Regions from separate parts of the Homo sapiens genome. Here region 1 is linked to region 2. The links are chromatin loops, found by intact Hi-C in ENCODE. Cell type or tissue: A673. All regions are shown on one strand. Region 1 overlaps PHF21A (PHD finger protein 21A). Region 2 overlaps PHF21A (PHD finger protein 21A).

Evidence for each region. Peaks named below come from ENCODE experiments on the same cell type or tissue, not always from the same donor. Only the 100,000 strongest peaks of a DNase experiment are listed, where the experiment ranks them.
Region 1: a loop joins it to region 2, with 3 times the contacts of the local background. A loop is called at or near these places in 1 of 110 quality-filtered maps.

What each region holds. Positions count from the first base shown.
Region 1 is chr11:46,028,590-46,036,589 of GRCh38, reverse strand. The region is part of intron 6 of PHF21A (PHD finger protein 21A); the gene reads left to right. Among named protein-coding and RNA genes, the nearest start is that of PHF21A, 89 kb to the left of the region's middle. In A673, no CTCF peak of the experiment used is centred here; no DNase peak of the experiment used is centred here.
Region 2 is chr11:45,978,299-45,986,298 of GRCh38, reverse strand. PHF21A (PHD finger protein 21A) reads left to right here. Exons shown (of 19, transcript NM_001352027.3): 7 at 6,333-6,539. Among named protein-coding and RNA genes, the nearest start is that of LARGE2, 60 kb to the right of the region's middle. RefSeq lists enhancers at 2,967-3,261, 3,760-4,657. In A673, no CTCF peak of the experiment used is centred here; DNase peaks (open chromatin) are centred at 1,948 and 3,128; H3K4me3 peaks cover 1,261 bases; H3K27ac peaks cover 3,359 bases.

The DNA.
Region 1 (8,000 bases), 50 kb before region 2:
TAGGGACATAAAAGAGTTTAAATAAATGAAGATCATTCATACCTTCTTTCTAAGTGGGGAGATTGAACGTTTTAAGGAAGTCAATTATCCTGAAATCTATAAATTTACTATAATTCTCTTCAAAATTCCAGTGAATATTTTGGGGAATTTGACAGATTGAGTCTAAAGTTCACCCAGATGTAGCCAAGGAAACTTTGAAAAAGAATTAAGGAGAATGTTACATTTCTAGCCCAGCTGCCCACTGAACAACTTCACTTCAGTGTCGTACTGGCATCTTAGACTCAGGATGTCCTGAACTGTACTCATTATTTTCTCTCCAGTGTTTCCAGTTATGTTACTTATGACTGTAAATTTTACCACAGTCTACCACAATAAAAAAGCCAGAATCTTAAACATCATTGTTGACTCTGAAAGCCTTCCTTGATTCTTCCCTTTCACTCATCTCCGAAATTCAGTCATCATGTTCTGCCAGTCTTCTTCTTAGATATCTTTTTAAATCTATCTTCTTTCCATAAGCACTACTTTAGCCCATGCCATTATTATCTCTTGCCTGGCTTATTTAAAGAGTTTCTTTTTGAATCTTCTTGCTTCCAGCCTTCTTCCCTTCTCTTTACTGTAGCTAGAGTGAATCTTCAAAAATGCAAATTTAAATGGTTGCTTAAAACCTCTCTGTGTCTTCTCTTTGCTCTTAGGACCAAGTCCAAAATCTTAACGTGGCTCGCAAATTTGTGTGATACATACCTACTTTCTCCAACCTCTCTTTTCTCTCTCTCTTTCTTCAAACTCTAACTTTTCTCACAACTAAATGGACCCTAGTCTTTCTGCATCTTTGAACTTACTGGTCTCCCTTCTGAGACACTGTTCTCCTCCCCACCTTGGTGAGCTCATACACATCCTTCAAGTCTCAGTGTAAAACTACTTCTTCCTAGAGGCCTTCTCTGACCTATAGATTAGGTTAGGTCCACCTGTTGGTTGTTTACCCTAGTGTACCTTATTCCCTTTATCCTAACACTCATTATATTTTATCATAATGATTTGTCTCTCTTTGCTTCTAGGTTTTAAACTCAATGAGAGTCAGGACTCCACCTGCCTATTCAAGGGAATATTCTCTGGCTAACACAATGTAGTGTACTGAATATGTACATTAAGTGAATGAAGTAACCAACAGAGTCAAAACATACTAGAAGGTTTAGTCAGTGAACGGTATGATGCTGGCAAGGAACAAACAGATTAGCAGAGCAAAACAACTTAAAAATAAAACATTCATATGAATTGGAATTTAATATAATAGAGATAATATTTCAGATCAGTAGAGAAAGATGGATTTTTTTCAGGAAATGGTATAAGAACAATTGGCTGTCCACTTCAGGAAAAAATATCAAGTGAGGCTCCTAGTCAGGACTGTCTTGATTGCAAATTACACATTCAGCTCAAACTAGCTGAAGCCAAAAAGAGAGCGGACATATTGGGAGGATGTTAAGGTATCACAGAAAGGAGGGAATAGGTGAACAGTATTCCCTCAGGAATGCAAGAAGCAGCAAACCTCTTCAGTCCTCATAGACTAGTTACTCTTTCATTTATATCATATGTTCTCCACTTCATTTTTAACTACGGTAGGCTAACTCTGTGTGGCAGAGAATGTAGCCTTTAGCAGCTTCCAGGTTTTGTCACCTTTTGAAGAAAAGTGTTCTCTGGCATGTTGAAAATACTTGAGGAAGTACTTTGATTTGTGTGGCCAGGGTCACATGCCCACTATCCCCTTGTAGGGCTCAGACCAATCACTATATCCTGGGAAACTGGGTCATGTAAGACTTCTTACACATATGACATGTTGGTTTCTGCAGGTGCGTGTGTCTCAGTGTGTGGATTTGGGGAAGGATGAACGTGAAAAGAAAGCCTCCCCAGGAAAGGAGGCGAGTAGCACAGCCATAGATAGCCACTGGGAGACCTGTCATGAGCTGGATAGTCACCGTAATTTTTGTCTGCTGTTATCTCTGTTTTACATCATACTAAAAAACAAATTTAAAGTGGATTAGAGATTTAATATATAACATTATAAAAATACTAAAAGAAAACAGTTTTTTTGTTCTTTTTATCTTGGAGTGTGGAAGACCTTCCTTAGTATGATAAGAAGACCAGAAACCATACAGGAAAGGACCTAATAACATAAGAGGATAAAAGAAAGAAGAGAAACCTTATTTAAGGCAAAGGCAGTAAAAGCAAAATTGCAAAAACAGCAATAAAAAATTCAAGACAGATATTTTTAACACATGTGTGACAAAGGGTTATTAGTCTTACATATAAAGAGTTCTTATGAATCTCTAAGAAAAGTATGAGCCTCCCAAGGGAAAAGTATGCAAGGGGGGGGTGGGGGCACTAATATTAAGGCAACTCACAGCAGAAGTAAAAATACTAGTATATGTTACAGAATAGGAAGCATCAGTGGACAGTAAATATGTGAAAGATGATTAGTTTTATTAGTAATGAGGAAAATGAGATTTAAAACCACAGTGAGATATCATTTTACTTCTGACAGATTGGCAAAAATTAAAATATCCAACAACAATCATTGGCAAGGATAAGCAGCAAGAAACCTTATACACTGCTGAATGGAATATAAAATTGTTCAACAACTTTGGAAAACAATTTTTGATTTTCTAGCAAATTTGAAGATGTGTATACTTTATGACCCACCAGTTCTCCTCCTAGATATATACTCTAGAGCAGCACTGTCCAATAGAAATAGAACAGAAAACACATATGTAATTAAAAGATTTCTAGCAGCCACCTACAAAAAAGTAAACAGAGTTGAAATCAATTTTAAGTCTTTGAAATCCGGTGTTTATATTTTACACTTGCAGCACATCTCAGCTTGAGGTAGCCATATTTTAAGTGCTCAATAGCCATATATGGCTAGTGGATAGATAGCATATTGGACAATGCAGCTTTAAAGACACTCTTACAGACATACAGAAGGACTTGCATGAGAATATTTGTAGCAGCCTTGTTAATAATAACAGAAAATGGGCTAAGCATGGTGGCTCACACCTGTAATCCCAACACTTTGGGAGGCTGAGGCCGGTGGATTGCTTGAGCCCAGGAGTTCAAGACCAGCCTAGGCAACATGGCGAAACCCATCTCTACCAAAAATACAAAAATTAGCCAGATGTGGTGGTGCACACCTGTGGTCCCAGCTGTTTGGGAGGCTGAGGTGGAAGGATCCCTCGAGCCTAGGAGGCAGAGGCTGCAGTGAGCCATGATTGCACCACTGCACTCCAATCTAGGCAACAGAGTAAGACTGTGCCTCAACAACAACAATAATACTAACAACAACAGAAAATGGAATCAGTCCAAATATCCTGTGATAGGATAAGTAAATTATGGGACACTCCTATGGTGGAATACCATACTATAGTTTTTAAAAAATGAATGAACTGCAGGTATATGTATCAACATGGAGAATTTCATGAGACTTGGGAAAAAATACAAGTCACAGGATACATAAAAACTAATAAAACATTATATATGGATAATTATATAAGTGGTAAAGTTAGAAGAAATTCAGAATAGTAACTACCTTTTGGGCAGAAGGAGAGGGATGCAATTAGAGAGAGGCTCTTAGGGATTCAGAGGTACCAAAACTAGCCTGTTTATTAGAGATTATATGTACATGTATGTATACATACTTATACATTCATATGTACATTCACACATGTACTTATACTCTTGTATGAATCATTAAACATATTAAAATCATTAATGGCCAATAAATATGAAGCGATGCTCAGTTTCATTAATAGGAATTATAAATTAGAACAATAATGAAATTTTTTCACTCATGAAACTGATAAATTTTAAGGGTATCAAGTCTGTGTACTTGTAAGAGATAGACAAACAGGCAGTCCTTACTCTATTGATGAAAGTATATATAGCCTTTTCAGACAACAGTTTTGGAATAGGAATCTACATTTTAAATTAGGCTACCCTTTAACCCAGCAGCATGATTTCTAAGAATTTATTCTCAGGAAGGATTCAGATAAGTGAATAAAGATACATTTATAAGGATGTTCATTACAGTTTTTTTAAATAATAGTGGAGAATTGAAAAAAACATTTGGTGTATTTGTGAGTGCACTTGTTAAGAAAAGGAAGTAGATGATACTGATTTTCACATGGAAATGTATTCGTGACATATTATTAAATAAACGAAGGACATGGTAGCACACTATGCAGTGTATGATCCCAGATTGTTATATAAAATCAGAAAAATATTAGAAAGAAATAACGGAGCTTATTTCTGGGGTTGAGAGGGATTACATGATATTTTAATTTCTTGAAAAAAATTAAATGAAATTATATTACATTTATAAATAGGAAAATATAATGATATTTTCGCTTTTTGTGAGATTAGCATCATTTTGTGTAGCAGGGTGATCCTAACTAAGGACACAGGACATTGCTCTAGGCTATCTAAATCAAACTCTGGTGTGTCTCCTTTTGAGAAATTTGTAGGGATTCAAACAGTTTTCTTTTTAAAGCAGCACTTAAGAGTTGGGCTTTGACTGTGTTTTAAATTATCAGCTAATAAAGCTGTGGTTTTCATGTTAGTGTGGAAGAGAACAAAAAGATGTGCATTGGGGAAAATTGGGTAACTGTGTGGCCCAATCCAATCCAGTTCCTTGTACCTGATAATGCTTCTGCTAACTTTAATCAAGCATTTATGTCTCACCCCATTTCCATAGTCTCTTGAGTGAATGTCACCCCTGAGTACTTACAGATTCTTCCAGCTTTTGCGTATAGTGTTAGTAACGTCTCTGGAAAAAAATTATTGCATTCTTTTCCAGACACTATTAGACCTAACAGACAAAGCCAGAGGAAAAAAGAGTCTCAGCCAAACCTTTTTGATTTGACCTGCCTCGGAGCGCCTATTAATCTAAAGAGAAAAGAATCCACTAACTAAACAATGTAAATTACATAACTGCCTAATTATGCATGTTTATTATCAACTTTTAAGAAAAAGAATGAATTCGTACCGGCTGCATGAACTACTAGGTTAAATCCTGCCAGACCCTCACCTCATGGGTCCTGTGTACTATCTTTGGGTTCCTGTTGCCAGGCTCCAGCTCCCATTACCTTCCCTTCCTACTCTGGGCCCCTCCAACAGTAATAGTCTGTGATTCTTTGTTGTTGTTTATCCAAGGAAGTGACATAATCAATCTGAGCTACATTTTCTTGCTATTAATCTGGCAGTGCTATATGGAAAGGAAGAAATGGGGTGTGGGAGTATAGTTAGAATTATATTATTGTGGCTTAAGGCTAAGGAAACAATTTCTGACACTGGTAAGGGACAAAAGGTATGGAAAGAGGTTGGAAGGGACATTATTGCAGAACAATCAACAAGATTAGGCATTATTGGGAACTGGGCCACAAGGTAGAGGAAGAAAGAATGATAAGTGACTCTGAGGCTTTGAGCTTGGGTGGCTAAAAATGTATAGCACTGGAACACAGCTTTTACTACGTGATCGCTTGTCGTACATGAATTTCCTGTAAAAGTTCACTCACTGGTGTAGGCTCTAGCTCCTTATGGCTCTGCATTATTTGCATTTTAGGACATTTATTTATTTGTGAGCAAATATTGATAGATGCTACTGTTTTAAAATCAGCAATTTCTCTGGTCAGTCTCCTCCACTTCCCCCAAAAAGTAGAAATTGCTACTGGAAACACACACACACACACACACACACACACACACACACACACGCACACACACGCACACACACACACTATGTGGTTTAGAAGAAATGATCGTCACCTTCTTAAAGTTACAAATTAAAAAAAAACTGAAGTAAATATAGTTGAATGGGAACATAAAATATTTGAATGCAAATGTGAGATTTAGTGAAAATTGGTTTTATTATGTTTATGATGCAGTTGTTTAAAAGATACAAATATGTGTTTTAGGATTAAAGAATCTTTTTGAATTTTGTGTTCAAGGTGATATAAAAGTTAAATTTTAGTAACATTCAGAGAACAGACTAATGAAAAGTAGCTTATTTATACACTTGAGACTGAAAAAGAATACTTTCCTTGTTGTCTCTTTTTGGATCTTTTTAAAATGCTGGTATTGAAATCTGATATTAGCCCCCATTGGTTCAAAGAATAATCTCTTGATCATAATATTAGAAGACAAATGATGAAAACCTGGGCAAATCATTTGGTAAGAATAAAAGATCGTGCAGGATCGTCTTGTTATGAAAGAAGCATTCTTGATTGGAGCAAGAGAACTTATGGAGAGAAAAAATAATTTTATATTGTCTTGACACCCTTTTAAAGAAATCAGAATAGAAACTAAAAATGTACCTTGGTCTTATTCTCTGGATAAGCTCTTTTCAGAGGCTGGGATTCTAAACCTGCAGTAGCTTTTAATGTATTAGCAAGATATTCTCCAGATAGAGTCAGCAGTTTGCTCTATTGTTTAGCGTTGATTCTTTGTCCAAAGACCGTAATGAATAACAACCTACTGTATTAGTTGTATATATCAGGGCTCTCTTCTTGTACAGAGCGTAATACACTTAGTTTTGAAAATAAATTTGAGTGAGGAGGATATTTATCAAATCAAGTTATAAAGACTATCCAAATTATGTCTTCAATTTTAAAACACTTTTGTAAGTATTAAAGTATTTTACCTACCAATTAGGGATTCACATTCTTATCTTCTTCTATGCCTTTGTTATTATTTTTACTGTATAACTGCAGGTGGAGTAAAGTTGAAATACTTTTAACTAAAAGCACTCTAACGGACATTTGTTATTTTTAAGCTAGGTGCACTATTGGAAATGACATGAAATTTATTGCTAGGTTTTTAGGTTGTACATATTTAAGGAAATATAGTTTATGAAGACAGTTTTTTTTTTTTTTTTTGAGACGGAGGCTCTAGTGCAGTGGCACGATCTTGGCTCACCGCAACCTTTGCCTTCTGGGTTCAAGTGATTCTCCTGCCTCAGCTTCCCAAGTAGCTGGGATTACAGACATGCGCTACCACGCCCAGCTAATTTTTGTATTTTTAGTAGAGACAGGGTTTCACCATGTTGCCCAGGCTGGTCTTGAACTCCTGATCTCAAGTGATCTGCCCGCCTTGGCCTCCCCGTGTATTAGGATTACAGGCGTGAGCCACTGCGCCCAGCCAGTGAAGAATTTTTTAATCCTTAAACTCAAAGGGAATATAGAATAAAAACAAGTCTGTTTTCAGAACAGTTATTTAGCTGGGCCTCTAGAAAAAAATAAAATATTGTTTTGGGAACCTATTATGTGAGGAAAAATTCAACAAGTATTTGTTAGACTTTGTGAAAGTCAGTATCAAGTAGAATTAATCAGTGAAAGAGCATTTCCACAACATTAAATGCAAAAAAATTGACCAAAGATTATGAGACAAGAAGTTATCGTTGACTTCTTGAGTTAAGCCCTTAATTTCCACAAGGTTTAGCTTATCATGACAGATAACACTCTTTTGCAAGCTACATTTTGTTTTGAAAAGGTAATGGTCAGATTAATAAACCATGATTGCATCAATATTAGACTTGTGGTACAATTTGTAGATCCAATAGAAATGAAAGAGGATCTAACAGTCTGTAGTCAACTTGTGTTCATATAGTCCTTTGGGGCATAGTAATACACATTGAAGCAAATAAAAAATTAGAAATGCCTTAAAAGGCAAGCCTTTGCTGGGCGTGGTGGCTCACGCCTGTAATCCCAGCACTTTGGGAGGCCGAGGCGAGTGGACGATGAGGTCAGGAGTTCGAAACTAGCCTGACCAACATGGTGAAACCCCATCTCTACTAAAAATACAGAAATTAGCTGGGCGTGGTGGCGGGCGCCTGTAATCCCAGCTACTCAGGAGGCTGAGGCAGGAGAATCACTTCAACTTGGGAGGCGGAGGTTGCAGTGAGCCGAGATCATGCCACTGCACTCCAGCCTGGGCGACAGAACGAGACTCTGTCTCAA
Region 2 (8,000 bases):
AGATGGGGTTGAGTTTACCTATTAGAGCATGAGTGAATTAAATAAGAAAACTGCATTTCAATCAGGCTAGCAAATAAAAGGTCTAAAGTCTAAATTTTTAGAGAGATGGACTGTAAATCCTAATGATATTAATAAAGGGTCTCATCTCCTATGGAGATGAGATGTAAAATCCATTGATGTAAATACCTCTGTGTGTGTGTGTGTGTGTGTGTGTTTTGAAGGAAGAATAAGCCCCAAAGAATATTTTTTAATTAAAAAAGTAAGCCGAAGTCTAATCAATACCATGATATATGCATTCTTTGCCATCTGTTAAACATCCATGCAGAGAATTTTAAACTTTACTGAAAAAAATCTCTGATAATTACAGTTGCTGCTGTTGTCAATTTGTTTATTTGTACTATATAAATTCCATGACAACTTGAGAACTATAAAATAATTATGTCCCCAAATCTCAAAACCAGGAAAGAGACCTTCTTTTGTAGACATTGTGTCCAGTTCACTGTGTAAGATGAGGTTGTAGATGCTGTTTCTGTCAAACAGGTGGTATTTTAAAAGGATATGTACTTTTTAAAAGAGGTTAAAAAGGGAAAGAAACTATTTGTCTAATTCTTTGTGAATCTCAGAGAGTCTGGGGAAAACTTTCTAGTATCTTACAAAATGAAGAAAGTGCAATTATTTTAGCTAAGTATATTTTTATAGCTTCTGCCACCAGTATTCCTCCCTGTCTTCCTCTGTTAGAATTCTATCCTGTGTCTTGCCTGGACTATCCCCTCCAATAACTCCAGTGCAGATTCTCTTATTGAATTTTACTTGCATTAAGGAGGGAGTTTATCTTGAGTTTCTCTTCTGTGTGTTTGTCCATAAAATGGCATTCTGTGTTTTTGTTCATAAAATGGTGAAATCTTCACTTAGTTTCTGTTTCCATTAAACAATACATACATTTTACTCTAGATTGTAATTTTGTCTCTAATGTTATGACAGTAACACATCCCCTCTTCTTTAGAGGATAATTTTGTGGCACATTCTGAAGACTGCCCTGTCTCCTTCCTGCATCCTCAGCGTTGATGAATATTGGTGTGACTTATCAATGCAGTGGCTGAGTTTTAGTTAGACGGTAGAAAGTCTTTTTTTTCCTCTTTGAGTAAGTTCTGATCTCATCAACAAATAAACATTTCTCCAGGTTAGTTTTTCCATACGCGTAAAATTTAGTATCCTTGGTTTCATTTTGAGCAATTGGTGTGTCTGAAGACCCAGAAAGATTTTGAGTAAGATTTGATACCTTTCTGCATTTGTGAAAAGTTACAAGTCTCTATCAGCCTCTGGTATAAAGAGTGAAGGTTGTATTTTTAAATTGCATGTTGATTCATGGAAGGAATAAAAGGATGCATCTTTAAGGCAATACTGTGTAAGAAGATGTCTTGAGTGGGTGTGGCCCTCTAATAATTGATACGCAACAGATACTGCCATGTAGAGCACAAACCAGTGGAGTGACTGAATGTGTGAAAAAGCAGAGACTTGCAGCACTGACATCCAGTTGTGGAGGGCAGGGTCTTGGAGTTTCTTTTGAGAGAAGCTTTCTAAAATTTGTGGGAGCAATTTTTGATAGGAATAAACTGGTGGGTTGATTGGGTGGGGGCAGTCCTTCCGTCTCTCCGTCTCCCTTCTCTGTTGACAAAAGCCATGGAACGTGACTTAAACGGTGGAAAAACGAACCTGATTTTCTGTTGTATTAGACCTATAAAATTCCGTATTTTTCTTCAGGATCTGTCTTGCTGTCGTGTGAACACGTTGATAGTATCGCTGAATGTCACAATATTGATCACCGTGACTACCTGTCTTGGAAACTGTGACTTGAAGTGTCAGAGGCTCTGTGAACTCTTCTGCCTGAACAAGCCCTGATGAAACCCAGTGATGCGAATGTCAAGGGAATCTAAGGCTCCTTGTTACATGCTGGGTTTATGGAGCAGTTCTTGACAGATGGATTGAAGTGGGCGGTACTAGCAGTTCTGGAGGCCTGGCATGTTGGCTTATTGTTTATAGAAATATATTAAGAAGAAAAGATGATAAGTTATTAATTTTTTCTCCCTCTCTCCCTTCCGTCTTTGTTCTTTCCAGCTTTCTTTTTTCATTTCCCTGATTTTTTCCCTCTCTTTTAACTCTCATTAACTTATCAGTGAATGATGAATGGCCAGTTTGTGAAATTTAGCCCTTTCTCAAAGCTTCAGGATAATGTTCCAATATAGTTAGCTACATTTAAAGATCTCCATTATATGTGAATACCTTTGAAAATATCAAATCATGTATGCCAGTATAACCTTCGTCAGTGACCAGCAGCAGTCATGACGTCTTCATTTAAAACACATAGTAGTAAAAATATAGGCTCATCTCCTGTGGAGATGAGAGGATATCCTTTATATAGGGAGCAGTGAGAACCTTGGATGATACCACACAGCTAGGGTTTTTGAGATATTTTCGCCGTATTCTCTTGCTGCCACCCAGAAGTGGTACTGACCTAAATCCGGGGTCCCTCTGAAGTCATTTGAGTGCTGTGTTTGCCAGAGCTGCAAGACTGAACTAGAACGAGACTGGATTGTGAGACTTAGAAAAGCCAGCTAATATGCACAGCAACTCTCCTTTACTCCCAGTCCTTGGAAGAGCCTGCAGGGCCTCCACACCTAAGGAGCACCTCTGCTGCAGAGCTCACCTGGCTTTCAGTTACTGGTTTCTAAGTGCAGTCATCTATATTTAAGTGACAGAGGGCATCAGTGCTTCCTCAAAATCTTGATTTAAAAATTTTTTTTTTTCACAGATAGCAACAGACATGTATAACCACACACGCAGTATTCTAATCTGGTGAACACAGCAAGGAGTAAGGGACAATTCATTTCTGAGTGGCAGTTTGACATACCAACGCTATCTTTTAAAGAAAGCTTTACCCAGCTCATATGATCTGACCTGTAATGCAGAGCTCTCTTTCTTTTTCCTTTTTTTTTTCCCTCCTCTCAAGGACTGATGTAAGTTTGCAAGTATTTTGATCATGTCCCCCCACCAGCCCCCACCCCAAGCTTCCACGGCTTTGTTTCAGGCCCTGGGGGAGGAGCAGTTGTGAATGCAGTGTGACTCACTTGACTCCCACGCTCCTGATTCTGGTTCTGATTGGTCGTCACCTTGCTCTAGCCATATGGCTGAAGAGTAGTACTCTAGCCCGCATCCCTTGCTCCTGCTTTCCCTACTGTTCCCTTCTGTTGTACATGACATTGGAAATGGGTTCTGGGCTTTGTTTCTTGCTTCTAGTGTACTTTAGCTAGGCAGTGATTAGGAGAGCACATTGTGTTTCCTAAGGATGGCTGTAGAGGAGAAAAAAACACCCTTTCCTTTTGTGACTGGTATAGTAATTAGTTTCCTGTGCTGTTTTTGTCCAAAGTTTATTTTTTGGCAGGTGTCATGTTTATGTTGTATTATTTCCTCCTGATTTATCTCCTTCTTCTGATTTGATCTGTTTTGGGTTTTTTATTGTTGTTTTTGTTTTGTAAGAGCTCTTAGGGTTCCTTTCTCTGGCTGCTGATGCTGCACGTTAGCTAGTTCGTTAATATGTTTGATGTCTGATGGGGAGGAGGACTGAAGCAACTCTAAATAATTACTTAATTTTTAAATGTCTAAATGTTCTAGCAGTCACCAAGCAATAAAATTTACATGAGATTCTCAACATTATCTGCAGCACCACTGCTATTACTTTGCCTTCTCCTAAACTACAGCAGTTTAATTATTCTGCCTTTTATATTGGAGAAATAGAATTTTGAAGACTTGAAAGTTAACTTTATAAGCATTTGATATTTTATTAATTTGCATTTTTATTATTCTGCAGATAGTTTCTGCAAAGACTTTAAACTCTGCATCATTTAAAAAAAAATATTTACTCAGAGAGGCAGTGCTAGCAGAATATAATGCATAGCAGAATTTTTCCCCCCAAAATTGGCCTTTATATGATATTTTAGTTGTCTGAAAAGAATCAATAATAAAAATATTTTTCTAAAAACCTCTCAGCCGGGCGTGGTGGCTTATGCCTATAATCCCAGCACTTTGGGAGGCCAAGGTGGGCAGATTGCATGAGCTCAGGAGTTTGAGACCAGCCTGGGCAACATGGCGAAACCCCATCTCTACAAAAAATAAAAAAATTAGCTGGGCATGGTAGCACGCTCTTGTAGTCCCAGCTACTTGGTAGGTTGAGGTGACAGGATCGCTTGAGCCTGGGGCGTGGAAATGGCAATGAGCCAAGATTGTGCTGCCGCACTCCAGCCTGGGTGACAGAGCCAGACCCTGTTTCAAAACAACCAAAAAAAAAAAAAAAAAAAAAAAAAGAAAAACAAAAAGAGAGAAACAAACCAAAAAATAAAAACAAACAACTCTCAAGAGAACTTTTTTTTTTACTTAAAGATTTTAGAAATTCATTTTATACATATTTTAATGTTCAAATATGTTAAATGAGTAATCCACAGATTTGGATTCTTCAGAGAATATGGGGGATGAAGTTGGTTAGAGCCATAAGCAGGCATTTGAGAATTAACCTGGCTCTTATGGTTTCATCTAACTATTTAAAGCTCTTCATTCACTTCTTTTTCTTCATTCATAATCTATATTAGAAAATCACAATCTATTTTTATCAGAAATAGCACACCTCTGCTAATGAACTAACTTGAAAGTGTATGAGATATGAGAGGAATGCTGCTTATACCTTCTTCCTCCTATTAGGGCAGGAGAGTCAGAGCCCAAATATGGCCCCAAATAGTTATTATATGCTTTATGAGCCATTTGTTGGTCTTTGGTCCCACCACTTTACACATCAGGTAAAGAGAACAAGGACATTTACTGAGCAATATAGTTTTTTTTTTTTTTTTTTTTTTTTTTTGAGACAGGGTTTCACTCTGTCACCCAGGCTGGAGTGCAGAGTGCAATGGCATGATCTTGGCTCACTGCAACCTCCATCTCCTAGGTTCAAGCAATTCTCCTGCCTCAGCCTGCTGAGTAGCTGGGATTACAGGTGTGTGCCACCATGCTTGGCTAATTTTTGTATTTTTAGCGGAGATGGGGTTTCACCATGTTGGCCAGGCTGGTCTTGAACTCCTGACCTCAAGTGATCCACCCACCTTGGCCTCCTAAAGTGCTGGGATTACAGGCATGAGCCACCGTGTTGGGCCAGCAATATAGTTATAAGTGCAGAGTATAGTTGTGAACCAAATAAGCCCCTGCACTCATGGGGCTTACATGCTGTTGAAGTGTATTATAATAATGAAGGTATCCAGAAACACATTTCTCTTGGATTTGAGCAAGGCCTAGAAAGTTTGAAGAACTTTGACATTAATTTTTCACTCCACGCAGTTAAATCCCTACTCTGCCTAAACAAACGTGTGTACCGCCACAGAACCTGTCCCAGCAAAGAAGTCCTGCTCATGAGTTACACATTTCAGTAATTTAGAATGTGTTGTTTATATGGCATATTACTGGGATCAAGGTTTCTTTGTTTAACAGTCTGTTTAATGTTTTCAACTGGGACAGATACATGATGTTTGCTTAATAAAAATTACTATGGCTAGTATCTGTGTTATCATATGCAAAAAATAATAAGCTGGGCCCAGTGGTGTGTGCTTGTAGTTCCAGCTACTTGGGATGCTGAAGTGAGAAGATTGCTTGATGCCAGGAGTTCAAGGCTGTAGTGCATGCACTATGACTACACCTGTGAATAGCTACTGTACTCCAACCTGGGCAGTATAGAGAGACACTATCTCTAATAATAATAATAATGATCAACAATGTGCCAATCACAGTTCTGAGTACTTTCCATATAACAAGTCATTTGGTGCTCATAAGAACCTCAAGGGTACTGTTAACCACCTCATTTTAAAGAGCAAGACAGTGAGGCACAGGTAGGTTCATAAACTTACCCAACATCTTAGAGCTGTGAGTAGCAAAACTGAAATTGGAGTTGAAGTAGGATGGCTCCAGAGTCCTGCTTTTTACTGCTACGTTGTATACTGCTCTCAGCATGCTAAGTTAATAATAGGACATCTGAGCTCTGCTGTGTGATCTCCTTCAGATTTTTCATTTGTGTGCCTCAGTTGCCCTTTATATATAAAACATTTCTTACACCATCAGTTTCATATTACCAATAATGTATATTAAATGCTTTAAGCTCTTCATATGTAGAACCTGTGTAAATTTAGATGTAATAAGTTTTAGATGAAGCTATTTATAGAAAAGATGTCAGAGCATATTTCTGTGCAGCTGATAGAGCAGTATTCTAATATCTTTTATTTCTTTTTGTCTTCATTTGGTAGAAAAGAGTAGTTGAACAGCTACGGAAGAACCTGATAGTAAAGCAAGAACAACCGGACAAGTTCCAAATACAGCCATTGCCACAATCTGAAAACAAACTACAAACAGCACAGCAGCAACCACTACAGCAACTACAACAACAGCAGCAGTACCACCACCACCACGCCCAGCAGTCAGCTGCAGCCTCTCCCAACCTGACTGCTTCACAGGTAAATGTGTGGATGGAACATTGCAGGCTGCAGATTGTAGACTGATTTGTTGTTGGTCATATAGAACTGGGTCCTGTCTCACACTATACTAAGCTCAGCTAGAACTAAACAAAAGTTATTTTGATTGCTTTTTTACAGTATAACCCAGATAAGTATCACTTGTAATCATTGGCAGAAGGAAATAACATTACTAAGAAGCAAAAATTAAATGATTTCCCACCTGTCTGAAGAAGGGGAGAAAGGTAGTCAATAACAAAAATCAATTATCTGCTTTACAGCAGAATTAAAACCTTATTTTGAATTTTTGGAGGTATTTATTTACACTTGTTCTAAAAGTTTGTGACTTGACCTCTTCTGGAATTCTTAGCAACTAGGCATAGAGCTATTCCAGGATCAGTGCTCTTGGGACCAGATAGAAAGAAGCATTTGGAAGGGTGCTATGGCTGGGCTCAGTAGCTCATGCCTGTAATCCCAGCACTTTGGGAGGCTGAGGTGGGCAGATCACTTGAGGTCAGGAGTTTGAGACCAGCCTGGCCAACGTGGTGAAACTTCATTTCTACTAAAAATACAAAAAAATTAGCCAGGCCTGGTAGCAGGCGCCTGTAATCCCAGCTACTCGGCAGGCTGAGGCAGGAGAATCACTTGAACCCAGGAGGCAGAGGCTGCAGTGGGCTGAGATCACACCACTGCACTCCAGCCTGGGCAACAGAGCAAAACTCCGTCTCAAAAAAAAAAAAAGAAGAGTGCTATATTTGCACTATTCATAGAAACACTCATTTTTAAGCCCATATTTATAAGAAAATGTATTTGTTCTAATACACTGATGGGAATCTGAAATGAAAGCTACAGGTCAAAACTAAAGAAATGGGAGCTTAATAAAATTCTAACTTGGTGTAGCTGTGCAAATGTTTTTACCAAAAAGGGCATTTAAACAAGCATACAATTTAAGAATCGTGAGGCAATCAAGATACACAAAAAGGGCGTATTTGGAAATGATATTCCAAATGATACTTGGATCCTTGAAGGTCACAGATCCCTTTATGACTCTGTTGAAAGCTATAGATCCCTCTCCAGAAGAATATACATTCACACTTAATACACTCATTTTTGCACACTTCAAGGACTTTGGGATCCTCTGAAACCTAAGCGTGGATACCTCTTACAACCAACACCAGGTCTTCACTGTGTCTTTATATAGAGAGAAAAAGAGTATAGTTCAGTTGGCTGTTCACTGTTTATGGACATTGGACTGGTTCATGTGCAACATTTTGCAAGTAAAGAATGAATTTTTTATAAGAACACTAAAGATAAGTTAACATTTAATAGAGGTTACTGTATACTGGCAGTCTCCTAAGTGTTTTACATAATGGACATACTCCTCACCCTAATCCTAAGAGGAAGTTATTATTATTACCATCTCTGTTTTTTTGTTTGTTTGTTTTTTTGTTATTGTTTTTTTGA